5 separate regions of the Homo sapiens genome follow, and all the other regions are linked to region 1. Evidence: chromatin contacts called from ENCODE Hi-C or POLR2A ChIA-PET data. All regions are on one chromosome and are shown on one strand. The core of a region is the stretch at or near the end of the contact, and the rest is flanking DNA. Distances in the headings are between cores, read along the strand shown. Region 1 holds the start of IPP (intracisternal A particle-promoted polypeptide). Region 2 holds the start of RAD54L (RAD54 like). Region 3 holds the start of POMGNT1 (protein O-linked mannose N-acetylglucosaminyltransferase 1 (beta 1,2-)). Region 4 holds the start of TOE1 (target of EGR1, exonuclease). Region 5 holds the start of TESK2 (testis associated actin remodelling kinase 2).

The links. Hi-C counts contacts between places; a loop is a spot of excess contacts on that map. ChIA-PET counts read pairs that join two places held with the same protein, here RNA polymerase II (POLR2A). Pooled maps may share reads with other maps.
Region 2: a map of CD4-positive, alpha-beta memory T cell shows a loop between it and region 1 (24-fold over the local background). The contact joins the promoter of RAD54L here to the promoter of IPP in region 1. A Hi-C loop is called at or near these places in 1 of 168 maps with a recorded cell type or tissue (CD4-positive, alpha-beta memory T cell), 5 of 37 single-sample maps with no recorded cell type and 17 of 50 pooled maps. POLR2A ChIA-PET finds 5 or more read pairs at or near these places in 1 of 52 experiments (WTC11).
Region 3: a loop to region 1 is called in a pooled map, with 14 times the contacts of the local background. The contact joins the promoter of POMGNT1 here to the promoter of IPP in region 1. A Hi-C loop is called at or near these places in 1 of 168 maps with a recorded cell type or tissue (gastrocnemius medialis), 1 of 37 single-sample maps with no recorded cell type and 12 of 50 pooled maps. POLR2A ChIA-PET finds 5 or more read pairs at or near these places in 2 of 52 experiments (HEK293 and naive thymus-derived CD4-positive, alpha-beta T cell).
Region 4: a map of naive thymus-derived CD4-positive, alpha-beta T cell shows a loop between it and region 1 (18-fold over the local background). The contact joins the promoter of TOE1 here to the promoter of IPP in region 1. A Hi-C loop is called at or near these places in 1 of 168 maps with a recorded cell type or tissue (naive thymus-derived CD4-positive, alpha-beta T cell), 1 of 37 single-sample maps with no recorded cell type and 11 of 50 pooled maps. POLR2A ChIA-PET finds 5 or more read pairs at or near these places in 1 of 52 experiments (H1).
Region 5: a loop to region 1 is called in a map of naive thymus-derived CD4-positive, alpha-beta T cell, with 14 times the contacts of the local background. The contact joins the promoter of TESK2 here to the promoter of IPP in region 1. A Hi-C loop is called at or near these places in 2 of 168 maps with a recorded cell type or tissue (both naive thymus-derived CD4-positive, alpha-beta T cell), 1 of 37 single-sample maps with no recorded cell type and 17 of 50 pooled maps. POLR2A ChIA-PET finds 5 or more read pairs at or near these places in 2 of 52 experiments (H1 and activated CD4-positive, alpha-beta T cell).

The regions. Positions count from the first base shown.
Region 1 is chr1:45,749,387-45,751,924 of GRCh38, forward strand. IPP (intracisternal A particle-promoted polypeptide) reads right to left here and starts at 1,267. Exons shown (of 9, transcript NM_005897.3): 1 at 1,211-1,267. It overlaps LOC105378693 (a long non-coding RNA gene), which reads left to right and starts at 1,563. Exons shown (of 3, transcript XR_947290.2): 1 at 1,563-1,862. RefSeq lists a silencer at 1,108-1,377.
Region 2 is chr1:46,246,488-46,249,025 of GRCh38, forward strand. It overlaps RAD54L (RAD54 like), which reads left to right and starts at 1,276. Exons shown (of 18, transcript NM_003579.4): 1 at 1,276-1,921; 2 at 2,025-2,111. The coding sequence starts at 1,919. RefSeq lists a silencer at 837-1,096.
Region 3 is chr1:46,197,171-46,199,708 of GRCh38, forward strand. It overlaps POMGNT1 (protein O-linked mannose N-acetylglucosaminyltransferase 1 (beta 1,2-)), which reads right to left and starts at 1,264. Exons shown (of 22, transcript NM_017739.4): 1 at 1,166-1,264; 2 at 532-701. The coding sequence starts at 651. RefSeq lists a silencer at 1,193-1,392.
Region 4 is chr1:45,338,910-45,341,447 of GRCh38, forward strand. TOE1 (target of EGR1, exonuclease) reads left to right here and starts at 1,261. Exons shown (of 8, transcript NM_025077.4): 1 at 1,261-1,395; 2 at 2,164-2,306; 3 at 2,394-2,434. The coding sequence starts at 1,344. MUTYH (mutY DNA glycosylase) reads right to left here and starts at 1,061. Exons shown (of 16, transcript NM_001048174.2): 1 at 990-1,061. RefSeq lists enhancers at 583-1,250, 1,251-1,919, 1,272-1,621, 1,920-2,538.
Region 5 is chr1:45,489,898-45,492,435 of GRCh38, forward strand. TESK2 (testis associated actin remodelling kinase 2) reads right to left here and starts at 1,266. Exons shown (of 11, transcript NM_007170.3): 1 at 955-1,266. RefSeq lists enhancers at 924-973, 1,260-1,554 and a silencer at 1,204-1,423.

The DNA.
Region 1 (2,538 bases), core at 17-2,516:
CTCACGTGCCCCAAACTTGAAAAGCAGATTGTTGACTGGGCAAGGTGGCTCACACCTATAACCCCAGCACTTTGGGATGTCCTGTCGGGAGGATCGCTTGATTTTTTGTTTTTTTTTTTTGTTTTGTTTTTGTTTTTTGTTTTTTTTTTTTTGAGACGGAGTCTCGCTCTGTCGCCCAGGCTGGAGTGCAGTGGCACGATCTCGGCTCACTGCAAGCTCCGCCTCCCGGGTTCACGCCATTCTCCTGCCTCAGCCTCCCGAGCAGCTGGGACTACAGGCGCCCGCCACCACGCCCGGCTAATTTTTTGCATTTTTAGTAGAGACGGGGTTTCACCGTGTTAGCCAGGATGGTCTCGATCTCCTGACCTCGTGATCCGCCCGCCTCGGCCTCCCAAAGTGCTGGGATTACAGGCGTGAGCCACCGCGCCCGGCCAGGGAGGATCGCTTGAGTCCTAGAGTTCAAGACCAGCCTGGGCAATACAGCGAGCCCCCCGCCGCAAAAAAAATTGTTTTAACATTAGCTGGCTGTGATGGGGCAAGCCTGTACTTCCGGCTACTTGGGAGGCTGAGGTGAGAGGATCGCTAGAGCCTGAGAAGTCGAGGCTGCAGTGAGTTGTGATCGCACCACTGCATTCCAGCCTAGGAGAAGGGGCGAGACTGTCTCAAAAAAAAAAGCAGATTATTAGGAAACGGTAGAAATGCCCAGAGGAACTAAAGCGGACCTATGTTTGCTGGCTTTGAATTCACTGCTGGGAACATGTGGAAACTGCTTCAGCAAAGGGGTGTCAGAAAGAATCCCCGGAACAAGTGTCAAAACACCCGTGGTTCTTTGTGCTTGAGTTGGGGGCCCGGCCTAGAGAGCTAGCCCTAAACTGCTGCTACACTAAAAGCTAATAATCGTTCCTGCGCTACCTAAAGGTCAGGGAAGGGATCTCAGACAAACGAGGCGACAACAGAGGGACTGGGGACACAGCCTCAGGATTCCCCAGTTGGGGCGGGGGAGGCAGGAGCGGTCCGGACGAGAAGGTCTGGGGAGGGCGACACTTAGACTGTCGGAGGAAGGCCTGCGGCGGCAGAAGGAAAGACAAGGAAATACACAGTTCTAGAGGCTTCTCTCACTCCAGTCCTCAGGGGTCCGGAAAGCCGGAGGGAGTAGAAGAGGAAGTTCCCAACCCCGTCACAGACGCGCCCGAACGCAGGCCCTCCTTACCCGCCGCTTCCCCTTCCCTCCGGCGCCCGCTCAGGCCCTGCGCGCGCAGTCGCGACCAGCCCCGGCCGGAGAGGGCGGGGGAAACCTGGCGGGGGTGACGAGGCGGGAGTGACTGGGCCGTACAGTTCCCCGAGAACTGGAGGCGAAGCCGGGCGGTGGGAAGGGACTTCGGACGCTTCGCGGGCCCTGGGTTTTCACTGCGCGTGCGCGAGGTTCTTCCGCTCGCGGGAGACTGGGCCGCTGGCGCCTCTCAGTGCCCACTGATGGGGCCCAGGGCTTGGGCTTGCTTCCCCAAGGATCAACAGCTTAGCTGCAAGCCTCTGCTTCTGCCTGCTGGGGCCGGCTGGCTCGCCCTTTCCATTCCGCTTGCACTCTGATTCTTGTGGTGTCCCAAGAAGGCCGCGGATCTCAGTTAAGCAGAGACGAGCCGAACACCTGGCACGGTCCTTCTCTACTGTTCTCTCGAATCGTTTTCTGAGTGCATGACTGAGCCTGGCACTGAAGGGATACTTATTTTGGGGAAGGAAGAACTCAAAAGTCCAGTTTTTTTCACTGTTGACCCTCATGTGTCACATTAGTGGCTTTCAAACTGTTTTGATCCCAGCCTACGGTGAACAAAAATATTTTACATCAAACTCAATACCACATACTTGTGAGTATATATATAGAAGTATATATCTAACATAAAATCTCATTTCTTTATTTTTATTTTTATTTTTTATTTTTTGAGACGGAATTTCGCTCTTGTTGCCCAGGCTAGAATGAATGCAATGGCCGGATCTCGGCTCACCGCAACCTCCGCCTCCTGGGTTCAAGCGATTCTCCTGCCTCAGCCTCTCAAGTAGCTGGGATTGCAGGCATGCGCCACCATGCCCGGCTAATTTTGTATTTTTAGTACAGACTGAGTTTCTCCATGTTGGTCAGGCTGGTCTCAAACTCCCCACCTCAGGTGATCCGCCCGACTCGGCCTCCCAAAGTGTATTTCTTTCTCTTTTTATGAGACAGGGCCTGGCTTTGTCGCCCAGGCTGGAGTGCAGTGGTGCCATCTCGGCTCACTGCAGCCTCGACTTCCTGGGCTCTGGTAGTCCTCCCACCTCAGCCTCCTGAGTAGCTGGGACTACAGGCCTGTGCCACCACCGCCAGGCTAATTTTTTGTATTTTTAGTAGAGACAAGATTTCGCCATGTTGACCAGGCTGGTCTCCAACTCCTGGGCTCGAGTGATCCGCCCGCCTCGGCCTCCCAAAGTGCTGGGAGGTGTGAGCCACTGTGCCTGGCCTGAAACAAAATCTTCACAAAACTATGTTTACACTTACGACCCGCAGTGCAC
Region 2 (2,538 bases), core at 26-2,525, 500 kb after region 1:
CAATCCTCCTGCCTCGGCCTCCCAAAGTGCTGGAATTACAGGTGTGAGCCACCATGCCTGACCTCAGAATTCTTGATAACCCTGTGAGGATGGCTTAAGCTATACTCAGGTGTGTGACCTTGTACAAGTTACTAGCCTATCTAGGCCTGTTTCCTCACTTACAAAATGGGGACAAAAATAAACCTACCTCATAGTCATGAGCATTACATGAACTGTTATATCTTAGAAGCTCAGAAATGCCTGGTGGTAAATGCTATAAATACACCCTTATCATTATTAGTGAGTACCTAGGTTGTGCATGCCACTGTTGGGTGCTTTACGCACATTAATTTACTTGTCAGAATAGCCATGGGGGGGAGGTACTATTATAATGCCACTTTAGATATGAAGAAACTGACGTTTTGAGAGATTGGATGATTAAATCTCTGACTCCAAACACAACGCTTCCTCCAACGCGGTTTGGCCTTGGAGAGGAAGGCAGCTTCTTTCAAGACACCCCTGAGCGAGAAAGTCGCGTCATCCGGGGGCTCCCATTGCCCGAGCCCGCCACGTGGCAGTCTGGGCCGAATGCCTCTCCCCACTTTCTGGGTGGGCGAGGCCTGACTCCAACCCCGGCCCTCCGCTCTAGACCTGGTACCACTGTAGATTCAATCCAAACTCCCAGAAATGTGCCGCCTTTCATAATCCCCAGCTGTCCACTACAGGTGGTAACTCCCCTGCTGCTCAATGTGGCGTAAATCTTCCCTTCCATAGCTGCGGGACCACAGCTCACCGACCTGGGACAAACACCCGAGACGGGCCGAATTCCAGCTCGCAGGTAGTAATTCCGCCCCTCCCCTCCCCGCTCCGTCGCGTCCAGTCCAGCTCTTCTAGCCCTGCCCCGCTCCTCTAGCCCAACCGCTCCCCACTGTTGGCCCCGCCCCTCCCCGCCCCGTCCAGCTCTTCTCGCCCCGCCCCGCTCTTCTCGCCCAACTGCTCCTCGCTGTTGGCCCCGCCCCTCCCCCGCCACCCCCGCCCCCGCCCCGCCCCTCTCTTCTCGCCCAACCGCCCACCTCTGTTGGCCCCGCCCTCCCATCTAAGTCACGCCTCCTAGTAGGTCAATTTAGCTTCTCCAGCTCCAGAGCCCAGACTCCTCATTGGGCGCAGCACTATTCCCGCCTCTTCCTTGGGTCGCGAGCGCCGAACTCATCGAACGCAGCCAATGGGTGATACGACGGCAGCGCGGCGGGAGGTTCGATTGACCCGGTCTTGGCGGGTCGGTGAGTCTTGGCGGCTGTTAACGCGCGCTTTGGGAACAGGAAGGTTGAGAGAGAGGTGCTGGGGTCTGCGTCTATCTCTGTCGCTCTTTTCAGCCCCTCCTGGTATTCCCCTCCTAACCTGGGTTTTTTACACGCCCGCGTGGCTTCCTGCTCGACCTCCCTGAGTCTGATCCTGGTTTCCACCTCCAGCCCTGGGAAATTTCCTTTCTCCAGACTCGCCCTCCCCACCCGGGCCTCGGACTTTCACCCCAGCTTCTCTCTCCTGGCCAGTGATTACCCACCCCCAATCCCACCCCGCCCCGCCGCGCAACTACCTCCTCCCTTCACCCGGACTGGGACCATCATCCCCACTCCACTCCGCCCAGTCTGGGACTCCACCTGCCTCCTCCCCAATCCCACACTAATCTCTGCTTGGTCTCTTCCTCTTTGGCCTAATCTCTCGTCTCGGCTTATTGGGGACGGCCACTCTCACAGTTTGGTTCCAAACACCAGTTCCTGGATGGATTCCCGCCATCCATGCCCCCTCTTTAATTAGCCGGTCCTCTCAATAATGTAGCAGCCCCCTCTACAGATTAGACCCTGGTCCTACACTCTTAGCCGCTGCCTGCTTTTGACCTTTGGCTCATGGGTACTTGACGTTTTAAACTCCTAGGCCCAGGATGGTAAGTGTGGGCCTAGGGGAGACTGGGAATAGCCCTGGGTCAGGGTCTAGTAGGCCTAGGCTGCAGGATCCTTGCAGGCACTGTTTCTGTTCTCCCTTTACAGAGGAGGAGCTTGGCTCCCAGCCAGCTGGCCAAGAGAAAACCTGAAGGCAGGTCCTGTGATGATGAAGACTGGCAACCTGGCCTAGTGGTGAGCACTCAAGGGGACAGGGAAGGTGGGTAGAGCTGTTTGGACAGAAAAGAAGCCAGGATTTGGTTTCTAGGGTTACATAGCCAATTCCAGATGCCTCTTTTGTATGTTCAATAAACTTTTAGTGAGTACTTACTATGTGCCAGGCATTGAACAAGATTAGTAAAATCTTTATCCTCAGGGTAGTCACTAGAAGCTAATATAGCCTCAGTTTTCCTGGTGGGAAAAGATAAGCAAAAGAGCCAGTTGGATTGGACCTTTTGACTCTGCTTGGAAAAAAGGGCTACACAACAGCAATTAGCAGCTGGCTCTTTTGCTCTTTGTCCCCTGCCCAGTGTCACAGAACAGTAGAGTGTTCTGGGCCTACCTTGGAGTCCTGGGCTCACTTGGGCCTAGATCTGACAGGTTGTGTCCTTCCAGTCCTTGC
Region 3 (2,538 bases), core at 14-2,513, 450 kb after region 1:
AAGACATCCAGAGAAACTGGGTCCTGTCCCTTCCTCTGTCTGCCTAGCTCTACTCCCCTGACCAGGGCCTAGTTTCACAGCCACTTTCCCCAGGGAACCTCCCCTGACACTTCCCCCTCCATTAGGGCCCTCCCTACCCAGTGCTCCTGTATTCTTCTATTTGAGACCTTGATTTCCTTGGTCCCCTCCATTGTTGGTTTCTAGAGATGGAGCCAGGCCCAGGGACCCAAGCGGGGGATCAGACCTGGGTCCTGGCCCTAACTGCCTCACAGGGGTGTGCCTCTCTGCAAAGCCAGCCTGATCAGACTTCAGGCTTCCGTCAGAAGCTTAGAAGTTGTACTTGGGTTCCGATTCCAGAACTTTGGGTTCAAATCATTACCTATAGGGACATGACACATAGAGGTCTCCCCTCTAGGAACCTGCTGCCCCTTTCCCACTGGGGCTGGCCAACAGGGGTCCCAGTGCCTGATTTAGGTGGGGAGGAAGCTGGGAGGGAGCGCTCGGTGGGGAGGGTTTGGGACATCTCTATACCTGACAGAATCTCCGCAGGGCCCGCTGGTTTGTCAGTTTATACTTCCAGGTAAGGTACCAGCTCCGCTTCTTCCGAGCCCCAAAGGGCTTGATGAGGGGGCTGGGCTTCCAGTCGTCCATACCGGATTGGCGGGTCACCAATGTCCTGGCCAGCCCATGACTTCAGGAATCTGAAGGGACCAGAGGGCCACATGGGGTAAGATGCTCCTCCCAAAGTCTGATGCCTTCTGGGGAGATGAGGGAGGACCTCCCAGCAACTCTTCCCTGCAAGCACCCATACTGTGTGACATGGGGAAAGTGGCTCAACTTCTCTGGGCTGGCAGGAAACCCTTCAGTGGGGTTGGATCACCTGGAAATTCCCTGAGACTGGAGTAACTCTCTGAATCAAGGCTGTCCAAGGGTGGAGGCCAAATAATCGGCTCAAAGTTCGTTAGCCCCTACAAGGACCAAGTTCCAGGCCTTCCCAAGCCTGTGGTGAGCAAAGAGCGACCTCTCCTGCCCCAGTCTTCAACCCTCGTCCCATCCTATCTGCCCCAGCTTCTCTCCTCCTCCCAGGGCCCGGAGCCGCCCGAGGGCTCAGGAGACCTGCACCGGCAGCGCTACCCGTTCCGGACACCCACGCGGAGGCACTCACGGCTTAGGGGCCCCGGGCCCCGCTCGGGCCCCGCTAGGGCCCTCACTGCTCGGCCCGGCTCGCCGCGGCCTCCGCCTCCTCCATGCCGCTTGCGGCCCCGCCCCGGCCTGGCCCGCCCCCCCGCTTCCGCCGCCGCCGCCGCCGCCGCTGCCGCGGGGTGAGAGGGCGACGGGCGGTGCTTAGGGCGGCGGCGGCGGCGGCGGCGGTGGCGGCAGCGGCGTCGGGGTGTAAGCAGCCAGCGAGTAAGGCGAATGCTCAGACCGTGCTAGGCAGCTTCGCAGCCCGGCTGGCTGGTGGGGCTGCCTGCACGAGAGCAGCCCGCTCCCCAGCACCGCCGATGGCAAGCCCGACTCCAGTCAGAGGCCTAGCACCTTGGACCAGATCACAGGGCACGCCAGGGTCAGAGGGGCTGCAACCCTTGGACACAGGGCACACACCACCCGCCCCATACCCGTCCTGGGCAAGGCCGTTACCTAGTCCTGGGGCATGCACAGCTATTGGAGGCCAAGGGAGATTAAAATCCAGGTTCTGTCACTGTTCTAAGCACCTTACTGATGATGTTTAATTCCACAACAACCCCATGAGGTAGGCGCTATTATCATTATTATTGTTTTTTTTTTAATTGAGACGGAGTCTCGCTCTGTCGCCCAGGCTGGAGTGCAGTGGCACCATCTCGGCTCGCTGCAACCTCCGCCTTCTGGGTTCAAGCGATTCTCCTGCCTCAGCCTCCTGAGTAGCTGGGACTACGGTCGTGCGCCACCACACCCAGCTAATTTTTATATTTTTAGTAGAGACGGGGTTTCACCATGTTGGCCAGGCTGGTCTTGAACTTCTGACCTCAAGTGATCCGCCCGCCTTGGCCTCCCAAAGTGCTGGGATTATGGGCAGTGAGCCACCGTGCTGGCTATAGGCGCTATTACTATCCCTGTCGCAGATAAAGAAATAAGACCTAATATCACAAAGCTAGGAGAGGTGGAATTGAAACTCAGCCTAGCTCCAGATTCTGCTCTTAACCACTGCACTCTGCTGGCAACAATACATAAGAATTGCCAGGTTTAAATAACATCATACATAGAAAGCAGTTAGCTTAACACAATGGTTCTCAAACTTTAGCTTGCGTCAGAATCACCTGGATGACTTCTTAAAACAGAGGTGCTGGGCCCCATCCCTAGAGTTTTAGATTCAGTGGTCTGGGGCAGGGTGGGATTTTGCATTCCTGAGAAGTTTCTAGGTGATGTTGATGCTTGTTTGAAGTGGATAGCCATAGAACAGTTTTAGGCAGGGGAGCAATATAATCCAATTTCTGTTTTAAGAGAACCTTTACTTTTTTTGTGGAGAATGGGTTGGAAGCAGACAGAGGAAGCCAGAAGACC
Region 4 (2,538 bases), core at 11-2,510, 410 kb before region 1:
CGCACCACCATGCCCAACTAATTTTTAATTTTCTTTTTGTAGAGACAAGGTTTCACTATGTTGCCCAGGCTAGTCTTGAACTCCTAGGGTCAAGCGATCCTCCCACCTTGGCCTCCTAAGATGATTACAGGCCATAAGCCACTGCGCCCGGCCCAAGCAGTTCTGAATAATGATGAAATGGGCTCAGTTGAGAGAAGCTGAAGATTAACTATAAACAATGAGTAACAAAGGAGCACTGGAAGGCAGAGGTGGATGGGAATCGTAGTGTTTACGGAGGGACTAGTCTCCAATAGGAATTTTTTTTTTTTTTTTTTTTTTGAGACGGAGTTTCGCTCTTGTTGCCTAGGCTGAAGTGCAAAATGGCGTGATCTCGGCTCACCGCAACCTCTGCCTCCCAGGTTCAAGCGATTCTCCTGCCTCAGCCTCCCAAGTAGTGGGATTACAGGCGCCCGCACCATACCCAGCTAATTTTTTTTGTACTTTTAGTAGAGACGGGGTTTCACCATGTTGGCCAGGCTGGTTTTGAACTCCGGACCTCAGGTAATCCGCCCGCCTCGGCCTCCCAAAGTGCTGGGATTACAGGCGTGAGCCACCGCGCCCGGCCTAGGAACCTCTTTCAAATTCAATCACCCTCTAGGTCGACTATACCGCCTAGCTGCTTCACAATTTGTCCCTTCCTCGCCATCCATACTGCCAGCCTTAATTCAAGTTCACATTATCACTTGATTGGATTATTACAAAAGCTTCCCTACCAATCGGTCGCTCTTACACCCTGGGCAGCCTCCTCCGATGGCCCACTCCCCGCCTCTTTCACTTTCTGGAGATCACTGAGCTCTCCATCCTCTCTGGGAATTTACCGATGCCCAGAACGCCCTTCTTTCCCCCACACGACCCTCTCCTAGTCTAACTCCTGGGCGTGCTTTAAGCTCAGCTCAGGCAGCGTCACCTTCTCTGGAAAGCCCAAACCCAGCCACCCCACTACCCGCTACCCGCGGCCCACGCTGATGAAGACAGCAGAACACGGAGGCCCCGCGTTCCCGCCGCGAGAGCAGGAGAGAAAGATTACCTCCCGCGAGCTCTAGCGCGCCCGGCTTTCCGGCGCACTCCAGGGGGCGTGGCTCGGGTCCACCCGGGCTGCGAGCCGGCAGCACAGGCCAATAGGCAATTAGCGCGCGCCAGGCTGCCTTCCCCGCGCCGGACCCGGGACGTCTGAACGGAAGTTCGACCCATCGGCGACCCGACGGCGAGACCCCGCCCCATCCCCGACTGCCTGAACCGCGCCAGGAGACGGACCGCAAGTCCAGCGTACCCACAGACGACTCAGGCGGGAGACGAGCGGTGTCATGGCCGCCGACAGTGACGATGGCGCAGTTTCAGCTCCCGCAGCTTCCGACGGTGAGCGGCTTCCCAGAGGTAGCCTTCAAAGCCTCTGCGCTCTGGGAGAGGGGAAGGCCTCGGGCTCATAGTTCTAGAGGCTCCTCAAGCTTCAGAGGACTGCTCCTTCCGCCTGAACTAGCCACGAGGAGACTACAAGTTCCGTTGTACACCGCGGCTCCGGCTGCAAAAGCCTGGAGCGTTGGGAGCATGGGGCTGATGGAGGCATGGCGGGAGATGTAGTCTGGAGCTCATAACGGTTAGTAGTAATAGTTGTGATTCAGTTCAGTGGAGTGGATTGAGCGTTGTGATCCAAAGGAAGGTAGGACGTATTGGGAGCTCTGGTGTGGGGCACTGCCAGGCTCTGGGGCTTACTGGGAGCTGTTGCTTGTGGCGCTGGGGCACCATGAGAACAGTAGTATGGATCCCTGTGGGATATTAAGGGAGCTGAGATCCTCAAGCCCTACAAAATGTTTCCTGCAGGACATGGGAAAAAAGAATCAAAGGTCGTCTAGTCCAACTTTCTCCTCTACAGATTGTGAAAGCGAGGTGGGAAGTAATTTACCCAGGCTCATACAAGCCAGTAGAAGACTCAGGCTTCCTCTCCCCAAATTCAGGGCATTCTCCACTCCAAGGCCTGTGTGTAGAACACGTGGGTTACAAAGGCTTGTGGGAAAAGCTACCAATGGAAACTACCCCCCTTACCACCATCACCGTGGCCTAGCTTGGTGTCTGTTCCCCTGGGCTCTTTCCTTAAGCATGAACATCCATCACCCTCCTAACCCCCAGGTGGTGTCAGCAAAAGCACAACATCTGGGGAGGAGCTAGTAGTCCAGGTTCCCGTAGTGGATGTGCAAAGCAACAACTTCAAGGAGATGTGGCCATCCCTCCTGCTAGCCATAAAGACAGCTAATTTCGTGGCTGTGGACACGGTGAGAGTTGGGAAACAAGGAGGGCAGGTGGTTGTGAAGGGGCTGGTGCTAGAGGCCTGTCACAACTCTCCCTTTACCTACCCACAGGAGCTGAGTGGGCTTGGGGACAGGAAGAGTTTGCTGAACCAGTAAGTATAAGCCCTTTTCTCTTTAGTGCCAGCCCTCAACTGTGGAGTGGGGGGGTCACAGACCTGGGTGGTTTGGGTCCTTCATAAGGCTAACTCCTAGCCAC
Region 5 (2,538 bases), core at 16-2,515, 260 kb before region 1:
GGAGCGTTGAGGGTGGTATAACCAGAGACTATGTTCCCTATTTCAATTAACACTACCGATTCACACCATCAGCCAAGTCAGAAACTTTCTACTATTCTTCTCAACTTTATTTTGAAACCTCTTGGAATTTCGGGCCATTCCCTCCCGCCTGGATGAGCACACTCGTTTTCTGCCTACCTGGCCTTTCCGCCTCCACGGTCTTCACTTTCAATCCTTCCTCTATATTTTCACCAAAGATAATGCAATCATACCAAGCTCCTGCTTACAAAACCTTCAACGGCTCCCCATGCATGCAGCATGAAGTCCAAATTCCTCAGCAAGTTCTTCTCAGAGGTATACAATTTAAAGACTTTTAAATTACGCAAACCTGGATTTCGCTTGTAGCGAAATCTGAACACTGGCTTAGTCCACTCTTCACAGCGAAGAGTAAAAAGCAGAGAGGGGAAAGGAAGGGAGACGATGACAAGCGAGGAAAGAAGAGGGGGAAGGCAGTAGGGTCTGAGGGGAGGGAATTGTTTTCCTGGGTAGAGGTGAACGTTTTCGAGGGAAGAGTGTATCGGAGGGAAGTCAAGTGAAGGAACCCAGATCTCTGAGGCAGGAGCGGGTATGCGAGCAGGGAGGCGCTCAGTGGGGAGCTGGAAGTCTCTGAAACAAGAGTTTTCCGAGAAAACGAAAGATCCCTAATGCGAGCGAGGTAACTTCTAATGGGTTCCCAGGTTCTAAGGGGGAGCAGACGTGGCGGGGAGCCTGAGGGAAGTGAGAAGGAAAGGGGAAAGCGGCCAGGAAGGGAGCGTCCGCCGCCGCTGAGAGGGGGACCTCTGGGAAGCCGAGGGGTCCCGTCGGGTGCGGAGGGACGCAGGCGCCTCTGCTCCGGGGCAGAGGAGGTGGAGCGGCAGCGCGCGCGGGCCAGGCAGGATGCCCGGGTTTGTGACCCCCGTCCTCTTTTCACGTTACCTGAGGCAGGACTGAGCAGCCAGAGGGGTGCCTGCGCGGGCAAGAGGAGGAGACGGCGGCAAAGAGGGAGCATAGTAACCCTCACAGCTCGTTGGTGGCAGCGGCTCCTTAGCCTGCGGAGGCGGTGGGAGCCCCTAGCGCAGAAGCCGGCGACTCAGCTAGGCTAGCGGCGGCGGCGAACGAGGAGACTACTGCCATGGCCCCACAGTCGGGGCCGCTCCCCCCGCCTGTTTGGCGGGGCCAGGAGGACGATCCGACCAGCGAAGCCAACAGGGCAGCTGGTAGCTCTGCTGAGCTCCCGGGCCGCGAAAGACTGAAACGCCTACCCGGCCCAGCAGGGGGGTTGGGGGCGGGGTCTCGGCTGGCCACGCCCCTCCCTCAAGCCCTCCCTCAGAGTAGCCAGTCAACCGTCAACTCCTGATAAACGAGGTAGTGGAATTGCCCAATTAGCGCTAGGAATGCCACGTGGTATGAGGGTGGGCACAATGGGCGTCCAGAAAAGCCAATCAACAGCCGTAGGTGCCAACTCCGGAGGACGAAGGGAACCAATAGGAAGGAAGTCGAGGTAAAAACAGAAGAAGCAGTGTGTGGGAAAGGCGGAACCGAGGAGGAGGGAATACACCTGGGGGAAACCCAAGTCCAGGAGCCTCTTAGAGGGCGGGGCAGTAAACACAAGATGGACCAATAAAAATGTTAAACACAGAAATGATTGGTAATTGATAAAGCCAATAGAAAATGGACTAGACTGGCGCGGCTTTCGGGTTGGTCAAGGTATAGCTGAGTAAGGAAAAGCGGTAAGAATGCTGCGTCCTGCAGGATTTCAGTATAGTGAGGAGGAAAAAATATATCAATAATACCGACTTGAAATAGTAAGAGCAATCAGTAGAGCTAAACAAAATGCTAGGGAAGCAATTAATCATGACTATGAGATTCGGTTAAGTGAAAGCTTAGAGGAGGTAACACTTCAGCTAGCTTGAAAACAGATTTTGAAAGAAAGCTGGTGGGGAATAAGTTGGGATTTTTTGTTGTTTTTGTTGGTTGTTTTTTTTTTAGAAGGGTCTCACTCTGTCGCCCAGGATGATGGAGTGCAATGGAGCGATCATGGCTCACTTGCAGCCTCAAACTCCTGGATTAAGATGATCCTCCCAACTCAGCCTCCCCGGATAGCTGGGACTACAGGCACACGCCAGCATGCCTGACTAATTTTTTGTATATTTTGTAGAGACGGGGTTTACCATGTTGCCCAGGCTGGTCTGTAACTCCTGGACTCAAGTGATCGGCCCACGTTGGCCTACGAAAGTGCCGGGATTACAGGCGTGAGCCACCGCTCCCAGCTAAGAATTCTGCCCAGCTGTTCAAGGCACATATTTCTTCACTTTTTGCATGTGCCTGGACATCAGGAGCTCATAATCTCATGACTGAAGAGACTAGAACAGGAGGAGGGCAAGAGCAAGCAGTATGGGCCTTACTGTATTAGCACTCCCAGGGGTTAGAGACCCCTTTTCAGACATCTTAAGACTTTCATCCTCCTGGAAGAGTATAAGTGGTATGCATTCCTGGTGGCCATAAAGTTTAAGAAATATG